2 separate regions of the Homo sapiens genome follow, and region 2 is linked to region 1. Evidence: chromatin loops called from intact Hi-C (ENCODE). Cell type or tissue: heart left ventricle. All regions are shown on one strand. Each heading gives the region's core, and the rest is flanking DNA. Links, peaks and the distances in the headings are about the cores only.

The links. A loop is a pair of places that touch in the nucleus more often than their neighbours do. Peaks named below come from ENCODE experiments on the same cell type or tissue, not always from the same donor. Only the 100,000 strongest peaks of a DNase experiment are listed, where the experiment ranks them.
Region 2: it touches region 1 in a loop (3-fold over the local background); 17 of 110 quality-filtered maps call a loop at or near these places.

Annotation. Positions count from the first base shown.
Region 1 is chr14:38,988,800-38,997,318 of GRCh38, reverse strand. No RefSeq gene overlaps it. Among named protein-coding and RNA genes, the nearest start is that of LINC00639, 76 kb to the right of the region's middle. In heart left ventricle, for the core only: no CTCF peak of the experiment used is centred there; no DNase peak of the experiment used is centred there; H3K4me3 peaks cover 272 bases; H3K27ac peaks cover 3,332 bases.
Region 2 is chr14:38,877,847-38,886,365 of GRCh38, reverse strand. All of the region lies in intron 2 of LINC00639 (long intergenic non-protein coding RNA 639), which reads left to right. It overlaps LOC105370457 (a long non-coding RNA gene), which reads right to left and starts at 7,636. Exons shown (of 5, transcript NR_135256.1): 1 at 7,625-7,636; 2 at 3,726-3,770. In heart left ventricle, for the core only: no CTCF peak of the experiment used is centred there; no DNase peak of the experiment used is centred there; H3K27ac peaks cover 1,540 bases.

The sequences.
Region 1 (8,519 bases), core at 159-8,158:
TTTAAGAATTGTCTACTGCTCTTTCTGAACTACAACAGCAGAGTGGAATAGCTGCAACACAGAGCACATGGCTCACAAATCCTATAATATGTATTATCTGCTCCATGACAGAATAAGGGTCATGGATTCCTGCTCTAGGCTCTTCAAAATGGAAGCAGAACATTTGGAATTTTCCTCACAGCACAAGAAGTGGCCAACAATTTGAGATTTCAGGGAATCAGGAGCATCTGGGGCCTGTCACCTTTGTCACCTTTGAAAACACTGTCTATTGGCCCCAAAGATGGGGATTTCCTCTGCTGTGCTTGTAAAAGTGTTCTTAGCCCTATAGAGACTAAGGTTCACAATGAGCTTCTCATTTTTTTTTTTTTTGGCAAGAGAGATTTTCTTATTCAGTGAAAAAAATTATATATATAGGTATGTATATACACACACACCGATTAGTGACTGCTGTGTGTGTGTGTGTATGTATATATATATCCCAGTATAAAACACATTATGATGCTTAATATTGCGTGTCAACTTGATCGGATTGAAGGATGCAAAATACTGTTCCTGGGTGTGTCTGTAATGGTGTTGCCAAAGGAGATTAACATTTGAGTCAATGGACTGGCAGAGACAGATCCACCCTCAATCTGGCTAGGCACCATCTAATCAGCTGCCAACACGGCTAGAATAAAGCAGGCAGAAGATGGAAGGACTTGACGTGCTGAGTCTTCCGGCCTTCATCTTTCTCTTGTGCTGGATGCTTCCTGCCATCAAACATCAGACTCCAAGTTCTTCAGCTTTTGGACTCTTGGACTTATACTAGTGGTTTTCCAGGTGGTTTTGGGCCTTTGACCACAGACTGAAAGCTGCACTGTTGGCTTCCCTACTTTTGAGGTTTTGGGACTTGGACTGATCCACCACTGGCTTCCTTGCTTCTGAATTTGCAGACGGCCTATCTTGGGACTTTACCCTGTGATTGTGTGAGTCAATTCTCCTTAGTAAACTCCCTGTCATATATACATATATACTATTAGTTCTGTCCTTCTAGAGAACCCTGAATAATACTCACATCATTAGTGAATGTTATATATACACAATCATTAGTGAATGATATTGAAACACGTCATTCACTAAATGATGTGCTTCATATTGGGCCAGTTGCTGGAGAGCAGTGAAAGTTTCTGATCTTCAGGAACTTACTCTCTAGGTAGGTGAAGCAAGATGTACACACATAAATCTGGGGCAGTAATGGTGCTATGTCATGAGGATGACTTAAAAAAATTTTTTTTTTGATGTGCGTGTGTCCATCCAGCATTGTTCTATTTGGTGTCAGAATCCCTCCATTCTTTCTGGGATCCACTCCTTTTTTCTTCACGAAACATGAATTTTGGGTAGAGCTGATCTCCACCCCTCTTTCAGAGGTGAGCATGTAACTCAGGGCTGGACCTCTTACCATCAGCCCTGGGATTTCTCCTAGAACTTTGGGAAAGAGGACTTCTTTTCCTGGGGTCTCCAGCTGCTAGGATTGTATAAGTGCCTTGCAGGGAGAGCTTGCCTGAGAAGGGGAGTACACAGAAGGAAAGCAGAGCCAAGAGACGGAGAAGGAGGGAGAGATTTCAATGACACTGATTCAACATCTAGGCACAGGTGCCTTAATTCTTTTTATTTCCTGTCACGTGAACTGATGCAGTCCATTTATTAGATTTCTTGCCAATGAAAGATGAGATAATGTGGGCTCGAGTGCTAGGGTGAATGATATAAAGAGAAACATGCAGGAAATCAGAGAAGAGCAAGTCAGAGGGAACTGATGCAACCGGGGAAGTCGCTTTTGAAGAGGTGGACTTAGCTGGGCTCTGAAGGATTTAGGTATAGGCTCTTATGGGGGTGGGCATAAAGGGAAGAGGGAAAGTGTGTGAGAAGAAATCTCTTCCATTATTTAATGCAAACTTAATAAAATATGAGAAAAAGTAGGTTAAAGCAACCTCAAAGCAAAGTGAACTCTTGCAAAAAAAAAAAAAAAAAAAAAAAAAAAACTTAACTGGACTTCTGTTTATCCCAAATCTGTATGCCTTTAAACAGTTCTCTTTCTTAGCAAAGGCAGACTAAATTTCTCTTAGAATAGTGTTTGGAAAGAAAAATGAGCTAAAAAAGGGAGAAAGACAGTAGTTATTAACTAATTATTCCAAACAGGACTTTGGGTAATAACAAAGAGGAAAAAATGCTTTGCATCCATCCGGTTGAACAGGGTGCCTCTTCTGGTTTCAGTCCAGCCAGTCATCACAGACACAAAAATATCAGCTCTGGCCCTCAGCATTTGCAACGAGTATTTGACCTTTCCATTTTAAAGGAAATGGGGAACAAAGGGATTACATAATTAAAAATCTGTTTCTGTCTCTTAAAAGCAATTCAGTGTAGGTCAGGAGCCAACTGTCTCCCTTCCCTTCTAATTGTTTTACGCTGGCTCCTGGTACCCTGTTCTTGTTTCTCCTGTGAATAGCTCATTAGTGTTGGGCAGATGTTCCCATTGGGTGCACCATGTTAATGGAGAAACAAAAGAGGCAGCATTGTGATCCAAGAGAAGTTAATATTGAATCCAAAATAGAATAATGAATAAGAATATGTGCTTCCTACATGCCTGTTAGCAACAAACTCTCAATTGTGGCTTATTTTCTATATGACTTACTTGGTTAACCTCCTGTTAACAAGAATGGAGAAAAAATATTCACCAGTTTGGCTGTTAGGTGCTGATACTGTTCACTTTTACCCTGGTCATCTTTCTTTACTATTTGAAAAGAGGCCAGTAGAAATGTAAAAAAAAATGCTTATGGATATTTGAATATAATTAATGTTAAATCAAGACTAAACCACTAAGCCAGTTACAGAGGTGCAATCCTGGGGAAACATGATAGAATACATAAGTTAGTGAGAAGTACAAAAGATGAATTAAAAATTATGCTGCATTAAAAAGTCAACATTTATTGCAAAAAACAGATTTCATACTTCGTACATTTCCTGCATTTTTATTTTGTTTTTTCAGTTAATAATACATTTTGGAGATGCAAAGTCAGAGGATTTTAAGAGTGTTAGATGTGGACTTCAGAGATTTGTGTATGAATCTTATCACTGTATCTATGGCATAATATTGCCTGCTTTTAAATATGACATAGAACAGTAAACTTGGATGATAGTCTTCAGACACAGCTGCTCGGTCTTCTTTTTGGCAGCCTTTTTTCACTTTTTATACAAGTAAGTCATATTCCTTGTTAAACAATTAGAAAATAGAAATAAGCAAAAGGAAAGAAATCATCCATATTTTTTCACTCTCAAAAATATACATTTACATCTTGATGTTTAATGAGAATCTTCCCTTTCCTCTCTCTCCTTTCTCTGTGTACACACACACAGTGACACACACACACACACACACACACATATATACATACATCTTTTAAAAATAAGATCACATTATATATAGTTCTGTAACTTGCTTTTATCACTTAAGTTTTTACGCCAATGAAGATAGGTCTATATTATAACTTTAAATCATGGCAAACTGTTCCATTGTTATGTGTGTGTTATCAAACCAAACTGGGGTCCGCTCACCCAGCACAGTGAGGCCAAACATCCACATTGAGTTTTGCAGTGGGAGAAGGGAGGGTGATTATTTTTATTTTTCAGCTTTTATTTTAGATTCAAGGAGGAGTATATGTGCAAGTTTGTTACATGGGTAAATTGTGTGTCGCTGAGGTTTGGTATATGAATGATCCCATCACCCAGGTAGTGAGCATAGTATCCAAAAGGTAGTCTTTCAAGTCTTACCCCCTCCCTGCCTCCTCTCTCTAGTAGTCTCCCGTGTCTATTGTTGCCATCTTTATGTCCATGTGTACTCAGTGTCTACCCACTTATAAGTGAGAACATGTGGTATTTGATTTTCAGTTCCTGTGTTAGTTCACTTAGGATAATGATCTCTAGCTGCATCCATGTTGCTGCAAAGGACATGATTTTGTGCCTTTTTATGGCTGTGTAGTATTCCATGGTGTATATATGTGACATTTTCTTTATCCAGTCCACTCTTGATGGGCATCTAGGCTGATTCCATATTTTTACTGTTGTGAATAATGCTGTGATGAACATACAAGTGCATGTGTTTTTTTGGTAGAACAACTTATTTTCCTTTCAGTATATATATCCAGTAATGGGATTGCTGGGTCAAATGGTAGTTCTGTTTTTAGTTCTTTGAGAAAGGAGGGCATTTATTTGCAGGACACCAAGGAAAGGGAATCCAGCAGCTCACATTTAAGTCCCAACTTCCCTGATGGCTTGCAAGGAGGGTTTTTAAAGGCAAGGATAAATTTCAGGAAAGCAGAAATTACAGGCAAAATCATAAATCAATACATGGTGATTACACATTGGTTTTGGCCTAAAAGGGCAGGATATCTTGACGTGGGGGCTTACAGGCCATAGGTAGATTCAGAGGTTTTCTGATTTGCAATTGGCTAAGGAAGAGAAGCTTTGTTTAAAAATTTGGGGTCAGCAGAAAAGAGTATTAGCTCTGGCTTGTGGGTGTGACTTCCTCCAGGCCACTTACAAAGAAATTTAGAACAAAGAACGACGGTCAGACTTCAGTCCTCTGTTCCACCTTATCTGAGGTCTGTGTGCCAGTGCATCTGTTTGGTGGTGGTCCAGGTTTCTGAAAAACAACTCAGGGACATATGTTAGATGTTATCTTCAGTTCCTTTAGAGGACCAAACAACCTATGATTCAAACTTCCTTGCATATTGTTTTAAGCTACTATTATCTTCTTCCTGATCAAGTTACTTATTTACTTTTTAGGACTTCCTTGGCGCTTGGAATTTCCTTTGAAGGAACTCAAGACTTTCCTTTATTTCTATGCTTGGGGGGCCTTCAGGCCCCTAAGAGGGGCCCCTGCTGCATCTCATATGGACAGTCCGTAATCTATTTATTTAACCAACCCACTGTGGTTGAACACTTCAGCAGCTTCAAGTATTTACAAGTATAAACAGCTCACACTCTGCAACATGAGTGCTTAATAATGTCTTATTGACACCAGAATTTCAGGTACTTCTCCAAAAGGCATTTATTTCCCCTTGATTCCCTCCCTCCCTCCCTCCCTCCCTTCTTTCCTTCCTTCCTTCCCTCCCTCCCTCCCTTCTTCCTCTCCACCTCATTTTTTTTAGCAACACTTCCATCAGTTATGTATTTCATTCTGTCCTGATCAGGTAATGGGACTGAATCAGAGGGGGCAGCTGGCAAGGAGGCTAAGAGGAGGGTTTACCAGCTGGTGGTAAAGAAGAACCAAGGTTTCTGCTTACCAGTAAACTCTCCATGGCCGTTAATGCAGAATGTAGCCCTGCCTTTACACGTAGCTCGCAAGCTGATATATGTCATCCTTCTCTGATGAGTCTTCTTTTCTCTTTCAGAGTTTATCTTAATATAGTATTTTAATAAGAGTTCACTGGTATAAAAATGCAGCCATGTGGACTAAATATTGAGCCTTCCAAGGTGATTATTTAGAAAGATAAGACTTATTTGCATGCAGAAGTTCTAATACGTTTGTTTAAAACAAGAAGTCTCACTATTGTTTTAATATTAGGGAAGAGTCCCTAGGCTGCAAGAGGTGGGAGATAGAGTAGGATGCTGGAAATTAAAAAAATAAGGGCCACTTACCTGAGCCTGTTGGAGATGAAAAATACATTTGAATAGGGTAAGAGCAGCCACAATTATATTATATCTTAATGCGCATCTCATATTCCAGGCAAGTCTTGCAGGATAGCAAAAACAATTAGCATTTCATAATGTAGTAATTCTGTATTCTAGCAAAACAGCCCCTTATGTGAAAGCCAAATTAATTGACAGAATGATGGCACTGAACTCACAGGCATCATCTTTGGTTCAGTGAGTGCATGTTTTCTACATTTTTAAGTGGGAGAAACAGAAGATTTTGGAGATTGGGCTTCCCTCCTGTATTAGGGACTAATCTAGGACCTTTATTAAGCTCCTCTCAAATTATCCACTTTGAACGTACTGTCTCTTTCCTGAGGGACTCTACCTGATGCTGCTCTTTATGGAATTTTGGTTCTGGAGTTTTAGGATAGGCCTGGAAACTGTATATTAACAAGCAGCTCAAGTAAGTCTTAAAATCTGGAAGATTTGGGAAGTCTGCTGGAGGGGATAGGAGTATAGACTTTGAGTCAAACGGACCTAGATTCTGGGACTGGCTTTCAGTTTCCAGCTGGGTAAGCTTGGGTGTGTTACTTAACTTTCTTGAGGTTAAGAGTCCTCAGAAAGGACTCATCTGTAAAATGTCTACTACCTATTTAACCTAGTATTGTGCACTGTCCTCTTTGCTTTCTGAACCGGCCACCTGCCCTTTTATCCCTGCTCCTCAAGAATAGCAAGACCTTTTCTTCCCCAGGGCCTTTGCACATGCTATTCTGTCGGCACATCTCTCTCCTCTGGCTTCCTCCAACTCATTCTTCAGGCTTTAGCTCCACCATCACTTAGATGGCCTTTCTTGATTTTTATAATCTGAATTATGTCCCCCATCCCATCTGAAGTATTCTCTTACATAATTTATTTTCCTTCTTTGCCTTACCTTTTACCTTCTCTTGCAAAATGATTTCTTTCCTAGACTAGTCTGTTAGCTCCATGAGGGCAGAGGGCTTCCTTTGTTTAGCACCATTGTTAGAGCCAAGGGGTGACTTGGGGAGGGAGCTTTATGCTTCCTGTTACCAAAAAACTTTAAGTCTTAAAAACAAACAAGCAAACAAACATACAAAACCCAGTGCTCTTTTTGTGCAAATGTGGCTTCAAGAAAAATCCTCTGGGCTCCAGTTATTTCTCTTTTGCCTTCTTTTATAGAGACAAAGTTTCCTTTAGTTAACCAGGCTTGCCTCAAACTACTTACTGGCTTCAAGGGATCCTCCCACCTTGGCCTCCCAAAGTGCTGGGATTATGGTGTGAGTCATTGCACCCAACCACCTTCTTAATCCCATTCTGGAGCCTTTCTTGTTCCTCCTACACACCCTAACAAGCTTGTCCAACTCACCATATTTTGTTGTTGTTGTCCTGTTTTGCTTTGTTTTAGGCTTTTAGCAGCCTTGAAGCCATGGTTTTTAGTTTCTGTCTGTAGTGATAAGCAGAAAAGAGGGAAGAGGAAAGGGCTTTACCAGCCCAAACAGAAACAGAAACCGAAGCTAAGAAGCCGTGACTGTATTCTTTCCCTTGGACATCCCTCTGAGAGCACAGGGACTGACCTAGAATTCTTAAAAATATTTGTATGCAGATGACACCTGCATTTATAGTTCTAAACCTACCTCTTTCCTGAGCTCCAGCTCTGAGCTTCCAGTTGTTTCCTAATTAACTCATTGATATCTGGTAATGGCTATTCCTCTAATTATTTCAGTGGGCTTTTGTATTGCTGTCATTAAAAAAAATTGTACCTTGTGTTGTTTTGAATTTAATCAAACTAATTCAATCTTTTAAAAAAGGATTATAATTCCAAATAAATAACAAACTGCCAATTGAATATTTCCATTTAAGATCTTCAGTGTCATCTCAAACTCAACATGGTTAAAACCAAATTTATCATCGTCCCTCCAAACTGACTCCCCTTCTGATTTCCATGAGATCCCATTTGTCAGTGGCTTTACTCTTCTTTCAGGCAAGTGAGTGGGAGCCTTGGAGTCATCTTTACTTTCCTCCTCTTCTATATTCTTTCTTATCATTAATCACTATGACTCAATTATCATCATATCTCTCGCCATCATCATCCCTTTCCACTGTCTTTCTTAATCACATCCTGACAGTTTCTGTAGATTCTGTCTCTCTTTCCTTCCAAGCTCCCTGTAGTCTCCTTCCAGCATTAAGTAGTGCATCTGGAGTTCCCTTTGATGACTTCATTTTCTACAGAGTTCCAGCTCCCTGACCTGGTTGTCCAGGCCTTTCTCAGGCTATCCCCCAACACACCATCCAATCTCGTCACTACGACTTTCTCACATGCACTCCTTTCCTTCCTTCCTTCCTTCCTTCCTTCCTTCCTTCCTTCCTTCCTTCCTTCCTCCCTCTCTCTCTTTCTGTCTCTTTCTTTCTTCTTTCTTTCTTTTTCTTTCTCCCTTATTTCTTTCTTTTCTTTTCTTCCTTTCCTTTCCTTTCTCTCTCCCTCCCTCCCTTTCTTTTATTTTCTTTTCTTTCCCTTTCTTTCTTTCTTTCTTTCTTTCTTTCTTTCTTTCTTTCTTTCTTTCTTTCTTTCTTTCTTTCTTTTCTTTCTTTCTTTCTTTTCTTTCTTTCTTTTCTTTCTCTCTCTCTCTCTCTATTGCCTAGGCTGGAGTGCAGTGGCATGATCATGGCTCACTGCAGCCTCACTCTCCCAGACTTCAGCGATCATCTCACCTCGTTCTCCTGAGTAGCTGGGACTACAGGCGTGTGCCACCATGCCTGGTTAATTTTGTTTATTTTTTATAGAGACAGGGGCCTCACTGTGTTGCCCAGGCTATCTCGAACTACTAGGCTCA
Region 2 (8,519 bases), core at 117-8,116, 110 kb after region 1:
AATTAGAATTGATTTATTTGTAAGTAGAATTCTGAATAGAAACTATAAGCCATGCTGAATAACAAACTCAAATATAGATTTCTTGTCCCGATATTTAAAAGACATCACTTTTGAAGAAAAAAGTGAACTAGGGTTAACCCAATTTCTTACCTTGGCGAATATGAATGATATCTATAGTACAGAAAAAAAAAGGTGATACTCATATGAGCCTATATAGAATCAAAGAATTCAATAAAATGCCAGATCATTCTACTTTTTAGGTATACTTGGAAACTGAAATATCATCAAAAGAATTGAATACTGCATGCAGTGAGCCAGTTATTCCTATTGGAGAAACAAATAACTGTATAAATATCTTCTTTGAGCAAGTGGGCAGTTGAATTTCAATGATTTAAAATAGCTTTATTTTCAATTTTAAAATGTCATGCAGTAAAGTTTTAAGGAAACCCTACAAAAATACATTTATAGCAGACTCAAGCAGTTACTTTCAGATAATGAGATGTTTGGTTCTCTCTATTGTGGTTTTTCAGTGTAGACTTCATCTGAATTATCACTTCTTGGCCTGTTGAGATTTTCAATGTACGAGGATTTCTAAGGATATTATTTCCCCCATAACATATTAGCTATGAAGAAATGCCAGTCATCTGAACAATATTTGAAATTTACTGTGCTCTGGAAACTGTCTTAGGTCCTAGGATGGAGTTGGGGTTAGAAGACAGGGGAGGAAATAAAAAAAAGAATAAGATGCCCTGGTCCAGTAGCATTTGCAGTGATGCGTGGGCACTCTGGGATTTCATGGCTCATCATGGTTCTCAGGGCAAAGGTGAAAAAACTGAGTCAATTAGAAGTTTATTATTTTCCATGTTGTCACATTCTGGCCATATTCCTATTGATTTTGTAGTAGACCATTAGAGTATGCCGAGAGCCATACCTTGCCACTTATTCATATAATTCATATTCATTATAACATGCCAGTAGTAAAGAGAAGAATCCCAGTTTCCACTCCCCTTTTTGAATAAACCTTATGGAAACAATTAATGTCATTCATGGGATCTGGGACCTGGTAGATGCTGAGCATGTTTCACCACTTAGAGAAGTGTACAGGAAACCTGAGGTCATTTCAGGATAGCATGGCTAGTTGGGTCAGAAGGGATTCTAGCCTGTCCCATTTCTGCTGAAAGAGTGAAGTTGGTCTTTATTTCACTTGTCTTATATACCTATGCTTAAAAATAAAATAAGGAAACCAGAAGCCAATATTTGACTTTAGTATAAATCCCTTAGGGAACCATTCACTCATTCAGTCATTTCAACACGATCAAGTTCTGAAGCATCTCATGTAGTGGAAAACAAACTGGTACCAGACACTGGGGACATAATGATGAAAAGACTTGGCCCCTGTGTTAGTTTGAGCTTCTATAACAAAGTACCATAGAATGGGTGGCCTATAAACAACAAGAAATTTATTTTTCACAGTTCTGAAGGCTGGAAGTCTGAGATCAGGGTGCCAAGACGGTCCCCTTCTGGTGAAGGCCCTCTTCCAGGTTGCAGACTGCCATCTTTTTGTTGTATTCTCATGTAGCAGAAAGAGCATGGAGACCTCTATAGGGTTCCTTTTATAAGGCTGATCCCATTCAGGAGAGCTCCACCTACATGACCTATTTATGCCCCAAAGACCCCACCTCCTAATACCATCACTTTGGGGGTTAGGATTTCAATATATGAATTTTTTTGGGGAGAGGGCACAAACCTTCAGTTTATAACAGTCCCTACCCTGTAACAGGAATACATTTGCAATGTGGTAAGTGCCTATTGTAGAATGACTTCTGGTCAAGTTTTTTCTAAGGGGTTACTAATTTATTAGTAATTTATTAAAAGTAATGGCAAAAACCACAATTACTTCTGCACCAACCTAAATATTTATGTATTTTGACCAATTTCAGCAGTCTTTCCACCAGCTCCTTGACAAAGGCATGAAACAACTGATTGACTTGGTGTTGTGGACAGATCCACCTCTTGTTTGCCCATCCTGATCAGGACTATAAACTTTCAGGGTCAGCTGGGGCCTTTTCTCTCACAGAATGAAAGCAGCTGAGAGGAGGCTGACTTGGCTGTGTAATCTCTGTCCCACACCTTGAAAATTCCAATGTAGGGGTGTTAGAGGAGAAAAGATTAGAGGTGTTCTGAATGGGAGAGATTTAATGTCTCTGTGACTGGGACTCAGACTTCACAGAGATCCCCATTCCCCTCCTCCATGCACACACTCATAAACTCCTCACTGGTCCTCTAACTTCAAGGCTGTTGTTAACACTGAGCTGCAGGGTAGAATGGAGTGGGCTTATCTCCTATTGATTCATTTCTTTCTAATTGCTTGAGGAGGTAGAGTTTGGTTATCAAAACTTTATTTTTGTCAAGTTTTGCTCATCAGTTCAGTGTTCTCTCATCAGATTTTTAGGACATCAGCATATTGTTTCTTTCAAACAAGGGTATTAATGGTATATAAGAAAATCCCCCAAACATAGACTGATACCTTTTCTTTCCGCACCTCCAAGGTAAGATCATTACCAAAAGAGTTTTAAAGAAATGTCTTAGCTCTTGTTAAAAGAGACTACAGAGGCTGAGGCAGGTGGATCATGAGGTCAGTAGTTCAAGACCCAGCCTGGCCAAAATGGTGAAACCCTGTCTCTACTAAAGATACGAAAATTAGCTGGGCGTGGTGGTGGGAACCTGTAATCCCAGCTACTCGGGAGGCTGAGAAAGAGAATTGCTTGAACCCGGGAGGCTGAAGTTGCAGTGAGCTGGGATTGTTCCACTGCATTCCAGCCTAGGCGACAGAGGGAGACTCTCAAAAAAAAGAAAAAAGACTACAACACAACTCCATTACAACAGTAATGAGAGACTATCGCGGAATGTACACCTTTATTAGAGTCCTTATTTCTCAATATTTTAGTAATCTATTTACCTTTTTCTCTATAGACTCTAAGTATCATGAGGCTAGAGACTATGTCCTCTATCTGTGTATTCCCAGTACCTGGCACAGTGCCTAGCCCATGATAGTTGGGCTCAGTAAATATTTGGTGAGCCAATATATGTTCGGTGAAGGAGTGGATATTTAAAAAAATTATCTAGTTATAATGGAATTTCACTGTATAATTTTTGTTTGATGTCCAATTTCAAAGAAGTCATTTTTTTGTCTGAAAGAGCTGATAATGTCATTTTAAAAATCTTTTGATTAAATAAAATGTACCAGCATTTTCTTTCAAATATATCAGCTTATTATTCTGTAGCTCAGTTATCTCTCTCTAGGTATTGAGGAGATGTGAACTCTAAGGGACAAAAGCTCTACATAATTTGAAGGTATTATACTCAAGGCAAAGTTTCTTTTCAGGTAAAAATTACACTGCAGTTTTTCAATCAAGTGAAAGTTAACATTAACATTCACAGGAGAGTTTTTGTGCCCATCACACATCTTTTACTTCCATGACATTAAAAAAATTAAATAGATAGTGCTCCCTCTCAATGAATAATCCAGAAAAAGAAGTAATGAGGCATACATGAAAACCAGTTAATACAACCATGATCTTCTCAACATAATGGTCTGAGGTGATTTATTTGTGTTGACAGTGTTTACTCAACTATAACCTACTTATAAACAGAGTAGTGAGTCATCACTACCAATGATGAGCTTACTTAGGGAATTTTATTTTATTTAAATGGCCAGTACTTACTATATTTTGAGATGGTTGCTCAGAAGAGTGGGAAGAATTTGTTCACTGTAAAAGAATAAATTTTTCAGATAATTATAAGGGAAAAATAAAGTTAATTGAATTATATAGTTGGTATTTAATGTCATAGATGAATTTTTATGTGTAAGCAATCATTATATATGAAAGTTAGTCCCTAGCAATAAAATTGTACTCATGTAAAATTTTTTCCTTGGTTTAAATATAGTCTTTCCTTTCCATTTGAGATATTCAGAGGCTATACTTCATAAACATCAATATCTTTCCAAAGTGATTGGTCATTTTCTTCTCTAGGCTCAGCAGAAAATTAGGAAATACGTAACTCATTCAATAACTAAGGATAAAAACTTCCATGCATTTTAGACTTATTTCTTGGCTATTATGTCTGCATCTCTTATCTAATGGATGGATATCCCAGAAATGAGTTGCCTCCACTCTGGCTTGGTCAATTATACTTAGATGGAGAAGAGTTGAAGGGAAGGGTGGGAACCCTAGCTCTGTTCTGTTTTCCCCTCTGAACTACAAAGGATCCTATTAATATCTATAGCTATTGAGCTAACATGTAAAGTCTTGCCTACTATTTCTTTTTCAGGGCATGGTAGATACTACTGAGATAAAAATAATTTTCTAAGAAACCAGGATTTTAATAAAAATGTAAATTATTTTAACATTAGTACTGAAGTTCAGGTTAATAAGTATGGCAGTGATTGATAAAAATCTTATGTACTGGCAAAAACGTTAGAGGTGGAAAAAGTTTTCAACCTGTCTGAGAGACATAAATGTATTATTACTTGAAAATCATTTCATTAAAGGTAAATATTTGTTTTACCCTCTAGATTCATACTTAATATAAAGTCAAAGTTGAAAATAAGGTAATTAGTCTTAGTGAAATTTTTGTCTCTGCTCCCAGAAAGGTCAACTAAATTTTCCCAGATGTTACAATTAATTTTCATTATTGCTTTTAGCTTATCTTTATTTCTAGTTCCCCATTTTTTTTTCTTATCTTTTCCTGTTCTATCAGAACGAATTCTATTTCTCACATTAGGACCAAGGAAGGATTGGAATTACTTACAATGGAAAAGTTTTACTTGAACTTCATTCTCTCTTCCTCCTTTTGTTTGGACATCTCCACTTTGTGCTTGTTTAAAACCTTTCTCAGGCTATTTTTACTGTTATTTTTTACACTGAGCTGTTTGGAAAAATGAAGTGTCAGCCCTGAGTTACATATTACCCTTGTGGCCTTCAAACTCTCGTACAGTAGTCTTTGATGTCCTCATTTCCAAGCTTAGTTTGCAGCCACTTTCCCATTGTAAGTGTACTTTAATTACACTTTCAAATCAGGGTCCTGGAAAGCTGAGGTAATTTGCAGGGAGCTTAATGAGGAACTGTCTACCAGAGTTTAGGGAAATCTGAAATGTTTCAGTAACCCTAGGACTAGTAACAGCTGGTTATTGCTCTAGGCCTGAAAGAGTGTGATAAACCATCTCTAGGATTCCCACCACCCAGTGAGTGTGGTGTTCATGCCCTTGGGTACTTCCTCCCTCTTGAGTGTAGGCTGAACATAGTCATATGCTTCTAATAAACAGAACACGCTAAAAGTAATAGGATGTCACTTCTGAGATTAGATTACAAAACAACAATGGCTTCTGTCTGGTTGTCTTGCTTGCTCTGAGGGAACCCAGCTGCCAAGATTGGAGCTGCTTTATATCAAGGCCTTCATGAGAAGAAACTGAGGGATGCTTCAGTCCAACAATCTGTGAGGAAATGAATCCTGTCAACACCATATGAGTGAGTTGGAAGTGGATCTTCCCTCAGTTGAGCCAGGTGAAAATACAGCTCCAGGTAATACCCTGATTACAGTTTTTCGAGAGACCTTGAGGAAGAAGCACCCAGGAACTTTGAGATAATAAAAGATTTCTGTTTTAAGCTGCAGTTCTTGGGGGTCACTTGTTATGTAGCAATAGATGGCTAATTCAAGGAGTTGGGGAGGAAGCAGTTACTGGAGTCAGAGATGGCTGTGTGGCGGTCTCCTGCTAAGAGCTGTGGCTTTCATTCAAGGGTCACATTCAGTGTGCAGGAAGTTGGGGGAATAAATACCCTGTCTTTCTTCCCTGTCCTGCTGCAGTTGTCTATTTGCTGGACCCAGTCAGAAAACAGGAGGCAAAAGAGCCCTTTGGTGAGGTCAAATAGCCAGCCTCCTGTGGCTCAGAGCAGGACAGAGAAAGGGGGAATAGATCTGGAAGATATGTAACATAGGGAAAGAAATGAATCCATTTGTACTTACCATTCAATCTAAGAAACCTTTGTTATAAATACAGTTGAAATCCTCTCTACCCGTCCCTGAACATGTTCTTTTCCCTTTACCCACAGATAGTCGGGATCTTTATCCTGGGGTTATTATTCCCATTCAGTTTTAAATTTTTACCTGTTTTGGCCAGGTGCAGTGGCTCACACCTGTAATCCCAGCACTTTGGGAGGCTGCGGTGGGTGGATCACCTGAGGTCAAGAGTTAGAGACCAGCCTGGCCAACATGGTGAAACTCTGTTTCTACTAAAAATACAAAAATTAGCTGGGTGTGGTGGTGGGTGCCTGTAATTCCAGCTACTCGGGAGGCTGAGGCAGGAGAAATGCTTGAACCCAGGAGGCAGGGGTTGCAGTGAGCTGAGATGGTGCCATTGCACTCCAGCCTGGGCAACAAGAGCGAGACTCCCTCCCAAAAAAAATTTGCTTTATTTGTTTATTTAATTTTCATGATCAGAATGGCCTATAGTGTCCCGGGCATGTGTTAGAATAGTGTTTTATCCTTTGATTCATTTATCCTGTTAGTTTTCCAGATAAGATTACTGGGTCTGTGTGCACCAAGGGGATGCTCCTCAAATTATGCTGGCTAAATTGAGGAATCATACAGTTCTGTTGTTTCATCTATAGCAGAGATCAACATACTTACTGAAAAGGACCAAAAAGTAAATATGTTAAGCTTTGTGGGCTACAAGGTCTTTATCTGTCACCCTATTCACCTCCACCATTGCAGTAGAAAGCAACCCTAGACAATGTGTAGGTGAATTGGTGTGGCTGTTTTTCAATAAAACTTTACAAACTCAAGTGGCAGGCTAGATTTGGCCCATGAATTGTTTCTCTGCTCTATAGCAGCCCTGAGAAAATGACCATGGGACTAGCCATCCTGGTGGCACACATGCCTCTGGGAAGAGAGAATTTTCAGCATAAAATCCCAAAAGGTTCATAGCAGCTGAAAAAAGCAGGTCTGCTTAGGGGCTCCTTTAAGAACAGGCAATGTTGAGAAGAGGGAGGTATATCAGAACCTTGAGGAGAAGCTGAGCACTGGCAGAGAGGAGGAAGTACAAGGGGCAGAAGCTGTAGTGCTGACTGATGCTCAGTCAGAGTCAAAGTGGGTGATTTGGGGAGGGTAACAACATGGCCAGCAACAACTCCAACGGATAGGAGAGGTGCAGCGGAGTTCGTGGTGGCTTGAGTGATGTCTCAGCAACATATTCTGGAACACAGTGGCATTGAGCACACTGGGCTGTGGTCCATCCAGACCTGAGTGATTCTGGGACCTCAGGCAACAACCTGCTGTAATGCAGGAGTTTAAGACACTGCTGAGCAGACTTCCAGAGAGCCCTGTGGGAAAAACCTGGGAAGGTGTATGCATTTGTATGCATGTGTGTGCATGAGGATGAGGTGGGAGAAAAGAGGAGAATCAGTAGGGTATTTTTTGCTATCAGATTGCTGGTCTGATCATTGTTGAGACAACTCCTGTACCCACAGGGATGGGTAAGGGCATGGCATGAGGTCCTGGGTTGCATGACAATTATATAAGCAGCAGGTTGATTTTTCTTTACATCCACTTCCCAACATTCACCTACCCTGAGATGTCAATTTGTTTCTGTCTTGTCTTTTTTTTAAATTTGTGATTCAAGAAGAATTCTATGAAACAGAAATTCTAGAATATGTTCTGAAATAAAGGGATGTCACAATCAAAGTTTTCTAAGCAAAGACACTTCCCTTCAAAAGAACTCAATTGCTGACTATAAGATGCTGAATTATTTTAGGTTGGTAGCTGAAGCCATATCTTGCAGTTTTTCTATTGAAGGAAGTGCTTTGTTTAGAAAAATGACTTGGTAAGCAGTTGGGAGTAGATTGGCTGGATTGAAAAAGAAGAAGGAATCAAATAAATAGTCAATCTGATATGCATTGAAAGTAAATACTGTATAGTTTGAGAGAGGAGAAAAGCCAAGAAGAGTAGAGAAGAGAGGGAAGGGAGTAAGAAGGAGAGAGATTAGGCAATCTGTCAGTACTCTGGAATAAATGGACAATGGTGGCCAATCAGAGGTTTCTGGTGGAGAGGAGGAGAGGATTTTTAAGAATGGAGATATCTAATCTTCGGTTCTAAGGTGTTTGAATTGCTATGACGTAATGCTCCTTGCCTCTCCAAGCCCTTGGGAAAGTCTGATATTTTTATGAAAACTTGTTTGGTGCTCTTGTGGGAAATAAAGAGCAGTTAAGGATATGTGGTAAACTTCACATTTACCCTACAGCTGATGCCAAGAAGAAGAGGAATGTCATGTGAAAAGGAACAGGAGTTCAGGAGTTCCAGATGAAAACAAGATATAAAATGAATGGCAGTCCTTAGGGAAATTGAGGGTGGCCCAGATAAGAATGAAGTTGGCTCTGGGCCCCTTTTGATAGAATAAACCAGAGGGTGGTGAATATGTGACACACGGGTCATGTTCCTCTTATGGATTCATGAGGATTGTTCAA